Regions from separate parts of the Homo sapiens genome. Here region 2 is linked to region 1. Evidence: read pairs that join two places in POLR2A ChIA-PET (ENCODE). Cell type or tissue: Panc1. All regions are shown on one strand. Each heading gives the region's core, and the rest is flanking DNA. Links, peaks and the distances in the headings are about the cores only.

Evidence for each region. ChIA-PET counts read pairs that join two places held together with the same protein. Peaks named below come from ENCODE experiments on the same cell type or tissue, not always from the same donor. Only the 100,000 strongest peaks of a DNase experiment are listed, where the experiment ranks them.
Region 2: POLR2A ChIA-PET joins it to region 1 with 12 read pairs; 7 of 35 experiments call an interaction of 5 or more read pairs at or near these places.

Annotation. Positions count from the first base shown.
Region 1 is chr18:3,251,707-3,258,118 of GRCh38, forward strand. MYL12A (myosin light chain 12A) reads left to right here. Exons shown (of 4, transcript NM_006471.4): 2 at 1,527-1,722; 3 at 2,183-2,344; 4 at 4,040-4,530. The coding sequence starts at 1,542. The coding sequence ends at 4,212. MYL12-AS1 (MYL12A and MYL12B antisense RNA 1) reads right to left here. Exons shown (of 4, transcript NR_130145.1): 3 at 4,536-4,616; 4 at 3,730-4,132. Among named protein-coding and RNA genes, the nearest start is that of MYL12A, 7.1 kb to the left of the region's middle. In Panc1, for the core only: no CTCF peak of the experiment used is centred there; no DNase peak of the experiment used is centred there; H3K27ac peaks cover 672 bases.
Region 2 is chr18:3,574,413-3,580,824 of GRCh38, forward strand. The region is part of intron 8 of DLGAP1 (DLG associated protein 1); the gene reads right to left. It also overlaps the pseudogene LOC100419892. Among named protein-coding and RNA genes, the nearest start is that of DLGAP1-AS1, 16 kb to the right of the region's middle. RefSeq lists enhancers at 1,555-2,056, 2,057-2,556. In Panc1, for the core only: no CTCF peak of the experiment used is centred there; no DNase peak of the experiment used is centred there; H3K27ac peaks cover 3,107 bases.

The sequences.
Region 1 (6,412 bases), core at 630-5,629:
AAATATGCATTTATGAATAGTTTTAAGTCATGAAAGGCAGCATCCTAAAAGTTGATTAAAGAATTCTAGGAAATTTGGGAACAGCATATATATCATAACTTCTGTGCTATGTAGGATATATCTTTTCAACAATATATTCCAGTTGCCATACGGTGCTGTATTGGATGGGCTGGAATTTGTGACTATCCTTTGTGGAATTTCCTATTAAAATCTGAAAACAGATTTAGCTTTAAAAAATTTGAGGCAGAGCTTTTCTAATCATTCCATAATTGTATTTAGTCTGGACGATATGGTTATAATCAAGGAAAGAATGTAAGAAATTACTTTTTAAACACATCGGAAACACATTCTTAGGGTCACTTTGGAGTGCTGAGATCTAGGTGGTAGTTCATTCTTTGCAGTCCACAGACTTATTTTTAGACCAATGGCATAGTGTTTTGCCAGATCATAGCTAAATGTTGTTTTCAGAACGTAAGCTTTAAAATTGTTATCCTGGTCAGAGTGAAATCAGTAGTGCCTATTTTAGACCTGCTTGGAAGAATATAACTCAATGCAGTGTCTTACTTTTGCTGCTGAGCGGTTTTGCAGACTACCATCTTCCCTGCAACTCTGAAGGATGGTATGGTAGAATTTTATTGTCTGATGACTGAGATTTTTAACTTGAAACAAATTTTTGTAGTTTTTAACAGATTGAGTATTGAAAATTGCCTTTTTATTTTAGGTATTATTAGACATTCTTTTTAATTTTAACTTAAATTTTACCGGGATAAATTTAGGTAAGAGAGCAAAGGTAGTTTCTACGTTTAAGATGTTTTCTAAAACTTTTAAAATTATTTTAAAAGCTTGTGCTCTGATTTCTGTTTAGAGATCTTAGATACTTCCAGTGATTTAGTGTGACTGTAATGCAAGAAACTGGTTTGGATAGAGTGCAATGTCTATAAAAACTATAGATGAATTCCCTTCAGTTTTTTTATACTTTACTATTAGCCTTTCAACAAATAGTTTTTTTGAACTACTTTTGCCTAGTGGTGAGGGTACAATAAAAAATGTTAGTTGAAAGTGAAAGCTTTAACAATATTTGTCAATAGAGATTAGGAGATGAAGACCTGTTCCATCAGTTAGTCATTCTTACTATTCTTCACCTTTCTGTCCACCGTACTATGGAATAGCCAGTTTAGGCTAAGGCTGCAAAGCAGGGACCTACTGAAGATGAATTAGTATCCCTCAGCACCCCTATACTGCTGAAGTATAGAACTTGGGAGTTTCCTAAGTACCTAATTTTTTTTGCTTCTTGGTTTTTTATTGTTATCAAATCAGCAGATTTGGTTATCAGCTGTTGTTAGTTATATAGCAGTACAGGACATATGTAATCTTGTTGAGATGTGTCTTCTAAAGACACATTTCTGAGTAGCTCAAACATATCAGGAAAGTTGGTTCTGTGTACTTTTGTTAATCATTGTTTTGATTCAAACTTAAGTAATCTTAGATGTTGATTTGGTTTTTATTGTATTTCCTTTCCTAATTAGGACTTAACCACCACCATGTCGAGCAAAAGAACAAAGACCAAGACCAAGAAGCGCCCTCAGCGTGCAACATCCAATGTGTTTGCTATGTTTGACCAGTCACAGATTCAGGAGTTCAAAGAGGCCTTCAACATGATTGATCAGAACAGAGATGGTTTCATCGACAAGGAAGATTTGCATGATATGCTTGCTTCATTGGGTAATGCTCAGTTTAAATATTAATCTATTGGATAGAATTTCCATGGTGCCTTTCATCTTGATTTCATGAGTCTTAAAGCTCTGTAAAGCCTGTCTAATGAGTCTACTAAGGTTTGAGTAAAGTGTGGAACAGTGTTTCCCACCGGATCACCAGCAGATTCGTGACCCTGTCTTAGGATTGGGTTGGGGTTCGTGTGTGTGTGTGTGTGTATAAAAACACTGATCTTGATTATGGAAGCAGTATTATTCCTTCTGACATTCCAATGGACTATCATATACTTTCCAGACTCTTTAATAGGCCCTATTCATTAAGAAAACTTTCCCCCCAAATAGTTTCACTCTCATGAGTGCAAACAGTAAACTGTATGAATGATAATCTTTGTTACCAAAATGTTTACTGTCATTAATAGTTGATATGTATTGTAATGTAATTAAAATTATGACCCCTTTTAAAAATTTAGGGAAGAATCCAACTGATGAGTATCTAGATGCCATGATGAATGAGGCTCCAGGCCCCATCAATTTCACCATGTTCCTCACCATGTTTGGTGAGAAGTTAAATGGCACAGATCCTGAAGATGTCATCAGAAATGCCTTTGCTTGCTTTGATGAAGAAGCAACTGGTAAGTGAGAGGTAACCTTTAATTATAAAGTGATTTAATTTTTAGTTATGGTAACTAAAATATACAGTAACTTAAAATATGATAACGCTCTCAGGTTTGTACTACACCTATTTTTTTAGACAGAGTTCTCTTGGCATGTTTGTCACTCACTTTGCTGCTTCTGCCCTAAGTAGTAGTTTACAATGAATAGGTTGTATTTGAAACCTCATTGGGAAGCTTATATTACCCCTTTCCTACCATGTTAACTCCACAAGGGTTAGGCTCTCAGAAAATATGTATTGAATAAAAAACTTTTACCAGAATAATCTTGATGAAGTATAAATTGTTATAGGCCATGCACCACTACAATCCTGTATATGTTTACCAGGTATCTGTCAGCTCTCAAATTGTTTAAATCTGACATCTAACCTTTATTTTAAAATACACCCAGTAGAACTTAGGGTCTGGAATTAGACTATCTGGCTTCAAATTCCTCTTCCACATAATAGCTGTATAATTTGGGGCAAGTTGCTTAACTTTCTCTAAGCCTCTGTTTTCTTATTTGTAAAATGAGCAGTATTACCTACCTCATAGGGTTGTTGTGAGAATTAAGTGAAGAAGTGAGATGTACATGAAGTACTTAGCATACTGTGTGGCACAGAGTTAACTCTCAAAAAAACAAAATGTTATCTATATAGGGGCCTGATCCTTTGGCAGAAGTGTATGTAAGAGAAAACATAATGAGGGAATATTTTCCGTGATTCCCAGCTCAACATGGCGTAGCCAAGTGTGTTTAGTGAAGGAAGGCACAATCTTTGGTTGCCTCCATTAGTGGGACGAGTTTAAATACTGGGTGGTTGCCAGGGCCTGCTGATGGAAGCATGGTCTGTGGCTTTCAAGGCTCCCCACATGTGCATGCCAGTTATTTGGGAAATCTTAAAAATACCAATACCAGAAAATAAATCGGGTGACATCAGATTCTTGTAGGCAGGCAGGTTTTATGAGAACCCTGGTATCAAATTCCCAAAGTAAAGAGCACACACCTTTCAGCTTACCACTGCACATCCCCACTGCCCAGCACAGTGCCTGCCACATAGTTAGTGCTCAAATATTTATTCCATGTTTTTGCATGTGCTGGGACTGGCCATATTTATTACAATAATTGGATTTGTAAACAGTAAAAATCTCATTTTACATCTGAGAAAACCAAAGTCAGGGATGAAGTGAAATGCCTGAAATAAAATAGCTTCTTAAAACTGGGCCTCAAGCTTCCGGTATTCTTTCCACTGTACCACTTTATTGATGTGTATGATGTAGTGTTGATTTTAGCCTGGCAGGTAAATGTTACTTGTTTGTAGAATAAGATGTGACCATTCATGCCACTTGAAGGAACCGTAAGGCTTAGATTCTTTAACCATACTTTTTATTACTTTGTTTAGGCATAGGTTTAGTCTCTCTTATCAAGAGATCAGAAGCTGAATGTGGAGGCAGAATGATAGAGCAAATGATAGAGCGGAGCAGTGCTGCTAAGCAGCTAGGCATTTTTCTAGGCACTTCTCTGCTGAGGCTGTTTTAAGTAGGTGGACACCCTGTAGTTCATATATTTGCATGTTTATAGTTTGTAACATACAGAACATGCTTAGTCAAGTATAGATATTCTTTGTAATTAACCCTCAGAATAGTATGTATTCTGATCCCTTGTTCTTTATTCTCCAGGCACCATACAGGAAGATTACTTGAGAGAGCTGCTGACAACCATGGGGGATCGGTTTACAGATGAGGAAGTGGATGAGCTGTACAGAGAAGCACCTATTGATAAAAAGGGGAATTTCAATTACATCGAGTTCACACGCATCCTGAAACATGGAGCCAAAGACAAAGATGACTGAAATAACTTCAAATTCCAGCCAAACGTTCCTTGTTGCCACTTTGGGTATTCTGAGATTTTCTCTTGCATGCCCTTAGCTTTACAGCTTTTGCATTTCCTGTTGTATTTATTCTCAGCCATTTTGGGCATATGTATCTTTATAATCAGACTGGAAACGGGACTTTCTATTAATATCATTTTCAGAATAAAAAATAGGATAATTTAACCTACCAGCCCTTCTCCCCCAATAACTGTGGTCTATACAGAGTCAATATATTTTTTCAGAGAAAGTTATTCGCTCGATTTTTTCTGAATCATAATTAAACTTTATGATAAAATACTTACTTGTTTAAACTTCTTATTTACCAAACTTGGCTTTTGTTGGTTTCAGTCGTATCTCCCAAAGAAAGGTAGATGAGGGAAATCCTAGAAAATGATATGGTTGTTAGCTTTCTCTTCCTCCAGTTTTCCTAACAATCCTATCTCCTCTACTATCCATTCCTCCTCCTCCTCCCAAGGATATCCAATTTTAACTGCCCTAATCAGGTTTTCTGCACTTTGTCTTCCAATTTTTAAAATAATTTCCTGTAGAATTTGCATATATGATAGTTTCCATAGCTTTAAGTCCTTAAGTTGACATACCTGCCAACATTTCCACTTTATTTAAACTTTTGTAATTTCTGGTCATTTAAAATTAGACCAGGTTACTGAGTATAATTTCAATTTGTCATATTTTTAAAAACCATTTTGGCTTAAAGGTTCTGTGGAATGCTACCAAAGAGAGATTTTTATGTTATGTTTTAAAGTGCTGGAAATATAATGCAGTATTTTTTTTATTATATGTAGTTTTTCTTTAACACAGCAATGTGTATTGAAAGATATTTGTTTATGCAGAGATTCACCATGAGTCCATGTTTGAGTTTTGGACATTCCTGACCTTCCCACAATCAAAACAGCTGAACCTGCATGCCTGGGAAAGTGAGGTCATTATTTCAGTCCTAAAAATAACTTCTACTATTTGCAGAAATGCAGAACTGTTTCACAGTTAATCAGGGAGTGGCAGACAGTTTCGTTCTTTTTCAGCTTTAAAAATCTGACTCTCAAAGGGCTTCAAGATTCTCTTTTTTTTCCAGACAGGGTCTCTCGCTCTATCACCCAGGCTGGAGTGCAATGGCACGATCACAGCTCACTGCAGCCTTGACCTCCTGGGCTCAAGTGATCCACAGCCACCTGAGTAGTTGGGACTACAGGCAGGCACCACCATGCCTGGCTAATTTCTTAATTTGTTGTAGAGACAAGGTCTCATTATGTTGCCTAGGCTGGTCTAAAACTCCTGTACTCAAGTGATCTTCCCACCTCTGCCTCCTAAAGTGCTGGGATTACAGGTGTGAGCAACCATGCCCAGCCCAAAACTCTGACTCTCAAAGAGCATGAGTTTTAAAAGATTTGAAATGGAGAAAAATTTGGTTGAAAAGATTTGACAATTAGCCTATGAAGATGAGTAATTGACAATTACTATAATAACTTTAAGTTTTATGCTACGATTAACATGACTCTCCTTGGACAAAACCATTACCTCATTCAGTAAACAATTACTAAAAGCCTTCTGGGCAGCAGGCCTTTGCAGCCAATAAGATAGATCAGCTAGATCCTGTAACGTGGGAAGGCCAGTGCTATAGGAATAGAAGGACTAGTCAAAGCTAGTCCTTGACCTCTTCAGCATTAGAATCTTAGAACCTGCCTTCATTCTTTGTCTTTTGTTTCTGAATTTTATTCACTGGTTAAGCCAAAATACTTTTTCCAGGCTATGGCCATGGTGCTAAAATCTTGTTTTTTGAATTGAATTTCCATGTCAAGAGAAAAAATTATCATATGCTTTGTTACATCTCTAGTGAAGAACAGATAGCATTGTTTGCACTATATGAAAAACAAGGTACTACTAAAAGGATCTCTTGCAGGGCCCCTGTTTCCCTTTCAGATAAGTGCTTAATGAACCAACTTGCATTAAGAACAATGATGTACCCTGAATGAAATAATTCTCCTAATTTAGTAATAGCATTCTTTGCTTAAACAAGAGTGATTGCCAACAGAAAGGTAAAAGCATCCATTTCAATGGTGTGTTTGACTGAAAAATCAGTCTCAAAAGTTTCCATGATGAAAGTCATACTTAAACCATTTCAAAAGATCTGGCTAGGCACGTTGGCGCACATCTGTAATCCCAG
Region 2 (6,412 bases), core at 390-5,389, 320 kb after region 1:
TGCTGTCATTTATTTCAAAATAATCTTGAATTCCTTCCGTAATCCAAATGTTATTTAGATGTTTTAATATTTTCAAATGGTTAGATTTTGTTATCTGTTTAGCGTTAATTTCTAATTTTAATGCATCATGGTTGGCAAACATGACTGATTATTTCTTCTTTTTGGAATTCATTAAAATGATCTCCGTAAGGTTCATTAGTTTTGACTGGAGAGAGGTCCCTCCAAAAATCTCTTTCCAAATAAACACTGATGCTGACTTCGAGGACATCAAAATAAAGTCTTCAAGGCTTAAATGTTTTGAAACTATCTCCTTAGTGTTCCTTTACTATTTTAAGTCAATAAATTATGAATCCAAGATAATGTGCCTTTTTATTTTATTTTATTTTATTTTATTTTATTTTATTTTATTTTATTTATTTTGAGACAGAGTCTGGCTCTGTCGCCCAGGCTGGAGTGCAGTGGCACAATCTTGGCTCACTGCAAGCTCCACCTCCCGGGTTCACGCCATTCTCCTGCCTCAGCCTCCCGAGTAGCTGGGACTACAGGCGCCCGCCACCACGCCCAGCTAATTTTTTGTATCTTTAGTAGAGACGGGGTTTCACCATGTTAGCCAGGATGGTTTCAATCTCCTGACCTCGTGATCTGCCCACCTAGGCCTCCCAAAGTGCTGGGATTACAGGCGTGAGCCACCATGCATGGGCCTTTTTATTTTTCAAAGCTTTCTTTCAAATAGTAACCATTCCTTTGGTTTGTACTTTACTTGGCAGAGACAAGTTTCATTATCTGCAGTTGGACTTATTTCTTCACATAAGCATAAAATATTAATATATATCTGTACACTTGGACAGGTATTAAAGGAAATAAATAAGTCTTAAGAGTATGATCTAAAATAACTAAATTTTCTTTTATTTTTAATTCAAAGAATAGAGAAAGCCATTGCATTTCATATAATGTGAAGATTAAGCTGTTCTTTTCATCTGTTTTGCAAATTGAGTTAAATGATAATATATGGAAATCATAATGTACCATCAGGAAGTAGAGGGGTCAGGGCCTAAAGGTAGTACATGAAACTCATCTGTAGTCAGAATTACTCTTGAGAGACTAAAAGACAATGTAACCAACTGTTGCCAGGGGTCACCTTTGGGGAGTACAGTAGGAATACGAGGTGGGAGTGGGAAAGAAGGGGAAATCTCATATTTTGCTCTATACACTCCTGTACTGTACGAACTCTTTATAATAATCCTGTATACATGAATTACTCACTTTGTAATTATAAGAAAACAAAAAAAATTTATCCTAAAGGTGCCTATGACTTTTAGTTTAGACATACAACTTTGCTCTAAATCCAGAGCAGCCAGTCCCCACAATGCCCCCATCACCCCCAGCACTAGGGTATCAAGAAAAACACCAGATAAAGTACTTGACTTGTTTTGGTGCCATATTATACAGAAATTTATATCTTTAAATATTCTAGAAGCAGAGTGCCACAAGGTGCTCCCATAAGAACATAGGAATCAAGACTGCACACGGATCATGTCCATTTTAGGTCTTTTAACACACATGCTGATTGAAGGAAACAGCACATTTATTTATTATATCAGACAAAGAGCTTTGTTTTGGTGATTTGCTTACTGTCTAGCAGCCTCGAGCCCATCTTCTACATTTAGCTGCTCTTCGACACTGCGGCCAGGACTCCCAAACTACATTTCCTAGGCCTCCTTGTCAGCTGGTTTCCAGCTGTGTTCTAACAAAGGAAGGTGGAAGAAGAGAAGAAACTTCCTTCCTGTTTCCACCTTCTTCTGGCATCACTCTTGCATGTGAAGGTAGCTATGGCTCCACCCTCCAACTCCTTTTTTTTTTTTTTTGAGACGGAGTCTTGCTCTGTCGCCCAGGCTGGAGTGCAGTGGCGCGATCTCGGCTCACTGCAACCTCCGCCTGCAGGGTTCAATCAATTCTCTGTCTCAGCCTCCCGAGTACTTGATATTACAGGTGCCCACCACCATGCCCAACTAATTTTTTTGTATTTTTAGTAGAGACTGGGTTTCACCATCTTGGCCAGGCTGGTATTGAACTCCTGACCTTGTGATCCGCCTGCCTTGACCTCCCAAAGTGCTGGGATTATAGGCATGAGCCAGCGCAGCCAGCTCCAGCTCCTTTTTTTTTTTTTTTGAGATGGAGCTTCGCTCTTGTTGCCCAGGCTGGAGTGCAATGGCGCGATCTTGGCTCACTGCAACCTTCGCCTCCCAGGTTCAAACGATTCTCCTGCCTCAGCCTCCCGAGTAGCTGGAATTACAGGCATGCACCACCATGCCCGGCTAATTTTTTGTATTTTTAGTAGAGATGGCGTTTCTCCATGTTGGTCAGGCTGATCTCGAACTCCCAACCTCAGGTGATCCGCCCACCTTGGCCTCCCAAAGTGCTGGGATTACAGGCGTGAGCCACTACGCCCGGCCTTTTTTTTTTTCTTGAGACGGCGTTTCACTCTTGTTGCCCAGGCTGGAGTGCAATGGCACAATCTCGGCTCACTGCAACCTCCGTCTCCCAGGTTCAAGTGATTCTTCTGCCTCAGCCTCCTAAGTAGGTGAGATTACAGGCATGCACCACCACACCCAGCTAATTTTTTTATTTAGTAGAGATGGGGTTTCACCATGTTGGTCAGGTTGGTCTCAAACTCCTCACCTCAGGTGATCCACCCACCTCGGCCTCCCAAAGTGCAGGGATTACAGGGGTGCGCCACCGTGCCTGGCCCTTCAGCTCCTTTCAACAGCCCATGCACCAGCTGCTCTGCACCACTCTGAAGTCCCAGCACCACGTGACCCTGCCACCTCACAGTCTGAGCACGGGCTACCCCAGGCCTTTCTTCTGAGCTCCTAAACTTCTGGTAACCCCACCTTTTCCTTCTTGTTCCTTTTATTGCTCTCTCAGTCTTCCCATACCTGTGTAACCAATTTTGTGTATTAAACTGTCTCTGTTTAAGAAGTGAGCCTGGTCTGTGATTTCCTGGATGAGATTTTAACCAATTCCATATGACTACACTTTTGTAAATTAAAAACGCTTAGGATGTCAGCCAAAGTAGGATGTTGTGTCTTCTACTATGCGGTGGTATAAAACTATCCAATGAAATTTGTTCAGAAGACGCATGGTAGTTATTTCCCTGAAGAAGCACGATCCTCAATGCATGAAAAAGAGGAGACAGAAAAGAAGGAGGGTTCATCAGAACAAGAATGGAGGATATTGTTCTCTGCCTGGTCCAAGCCTCATCCCCACTGGTCCTAGAACTGCCAGCTCATTTGCATCAAGTATTAGCATCTTCTAAGCTTTAGTCATTGTATATAAATTTATCTGTGATTTTTTACTCTTAGCTCCAAATATTGGCAAATGGCATCTTTTATGTATTGTATCTAGGGTAATCTACTTAAATTTATAAAGTGGCTTTCAAAATTGTAAAAGAAGTTGCAGGATATGAGATCTCTGTCCAAAAAAATAATAATTGAGAAAGTCCATGGCATATTTAGTTCAGCATATTTAGCTAATTATAATTTTAAAGGACAATATTAATCATAACAACTAAATCTAATAATTGTTGAACACTTATGCCTGGCACTGTGCTTACGGCCTTACATATATTTTATCAATTAATTTTTACCATACCCAAAATGTACCATATGAAATAAGGACTATTATTATTCTCATTTTCCAGATGAAGAATCTGAGATACAGAAATATTAAGTAATTGATCTAAGTTCACAGAGGTTATAAAGTAAGTAGTTGTAGTATTAGCTATTGGGTATGAATTAAATGTAAAGTTTTGGTAAAGGATTGGAAACTCTGGCCCTAAGAGAGAAAGCATGGAAGGAAGTCTAAGATTCTAGTGTGACATATTTTGGGAACTTGCATTTAAATTTGATTTCTGTATAACGAAATTCAATGAATAGTTTGCGTCTTTAATTTTTTTTTTTTTTTGAGATGGAGTCTTACTCTGTCGCCAGGCTGGAGTGCAGTGGTACAACCTTGGCTCACTGCAACCTCTGCCTCCTGGGTTCAAGTGATTCTCCTGCCTCAGCCTCCCAAGCAGCTGGGACTACAGGCGTGTGCCACCACACCCAGCTAATTTTTGTATTTTTAGTAGAGATGGGGTTTCACCATGTTGGCCAGGATGGTGTCGATCTCTTGACCTCGTGATCTGCCCACCTCAGCCTCCCAAAGTGCTGAGATTACAGGCCTGAGCCACCGCACCCGGCCATTTTTTTTTTTTCTTATTATTCTCCATCAAAGAAGTAGTATAATGTGATCATGTTAGACACTAGGTACAATCTTGGCTCTGTCAACAAAAAGCAGGTGACCTTGGGCAAGTTTTCCAACCTCTCTGTGCTCTCATCTGTAGGGCAGAGATGATCCTAACACCTACGCCATAAGGTGGTTGGATGAGTCAAATGAGAGTCACATAAAGTACTCAGTACTTTGCTATAATTTACATAGCAGTGTACAATGATTAGAGGAAGAATAAGAACAATTTTTTTATTCACTAAAATATCCAACTATTTAAGACATGAGATAATGTCTCAAGTAAAAACTTTTCTCCCCAATGGTATACGTGGATTTAAGTCTAGTTCCATCCTACTGGGTGAAAATAATAATTATTATTATTATTCTGAAACTGTTTTAAAAAATCTAGCTTCCTGTGGAGGTTATAGTTTGGTGGGTGCATCATCACCACTAAACACACACAGTATAGTGATGGTCACACAACAATGTGAATGTCCTTAGTGCCACTGAACTGTAGGTGTAAAAATAGTTAAAACGGTCTTTCTTTTTGAGATGGAATTTTGCTCTTGTTGCCCCGACTTGTGTGCAATGGCATGATCTCGGCTCACCGCAACCTCCGTCTATCGGGTTCAAGGGATTCTCCTGCCTCAGTCTCCCAAGTAGCTGGGATCACAGGCATGCGCCACCACCCCCAGCTAATTTTGTATTTTTAGTAAAGATGGAGTTTCTCCATGTTGGTCAGGCTAGTCTCGAACTCCCGACCTCAGGTGACCCACCCGCCTTGGCCTCCCAAAGTGCTGGGATTACAGGCATGAGCTACTGTGCCTGGCCACGCCTGGCTTTTAAATTAGCCTTAGAGTGGGTTCAATGTGGATGGATTTATTCAACAGCAAATTGAGAAGTTATTATTCAAAGGGTACCCGCAGACTGATATAGCACAACAAAAATGGAGAGAGAGGATGATTTTTCTTCTTTGATAGAAGAACACTTTTAGCAGGGTAACCCAAGCTAAACAGATGTAAAAGAAACAAGGTGGAATCAGTTTGATCTTATCTTTGAAAAGCAGAAAAACAGTGAACTGAACTGAGAAGCCTACTGAGTTTTCTACCATTTTCATGAAATGCTTGATTAGGCTGAAACTAGTGCACATTCTTTCCTCATGATGCTGTGATGTGTGTTATTGCTTTCCACACTGTCAGTCACTTTGGTCTTGCTCGCCTTCACTCCCACATCTATGGGAAGTGATTCACATTTTTGTTCTCATATGGTCATTCAATAGTGTTGAACATACTGTTATGTGGCTCGATGACCCCGGCTATTCCTGCAAGTCCACTCTCTTTTCTAAAAATAGAAATGTGCGTTAGGAATTAAAAGCACCTCATGTTTGATTGTGTTCATGTTCTTTGAATTATCCTGCAGCTTGAGTCACACATTCAATTTAGAGAACAAAAATAATAGCTGCTAATAATGTCTACAAAGAAAATACTTTCAGAAACCCTGATTTGAGCCAGACGTCCAAAGTCAAACCTCCGGGTGGACATTCCCCTCAGGTGAACCATCTGAAAAGACCAGTCAGTGGAGTGGGGGACGCTCCAGGCACCAGCAATGGCGCAACTGTCTCTTCCACCAAAAGGCACAAGTCCCTTTTTCAGTGCGCGAAATGTAGTTTTGCCACAGACTCGGGGCTCGAATTTCAGAGCCACATACCTAAGCACCAGGTGGACAGCTCCACAGCCCAATGTCTCCTCTGTGGTTTGTGCTACACCTCTGCCAGCTCCCTCAGCCGCCACCTCTTCATTGTCCACAAGGTGAGAGACCAGGAGGAGGAGGAGGAAGAGGAGGCGGCGGCAGCGGAGATGGCAGTGGAGGTGGCAGAGCCAGAGGAGGGCTCCGGGGAGGAGGTGCCCATGGAGACTAGAGAGAATGGACTGGAAGAATGTGCCGGTGAGCCTTTGTCGGCTGACCCAGAGGCGAGGAGATTGCTGGGCCCGGCCCCTGAGGACGACGGTGGCCACAATGATCACAGTCAACCACAGGCCTCTCAGGACCAGGACAGCCACGCACCATCCCCTCAGGTGTGACCGGAGACTTTGCAGTGTGCATGGTCAGGGGTGGTGCCGAAGCGTCTTCCACCTGCCGTGCGGAC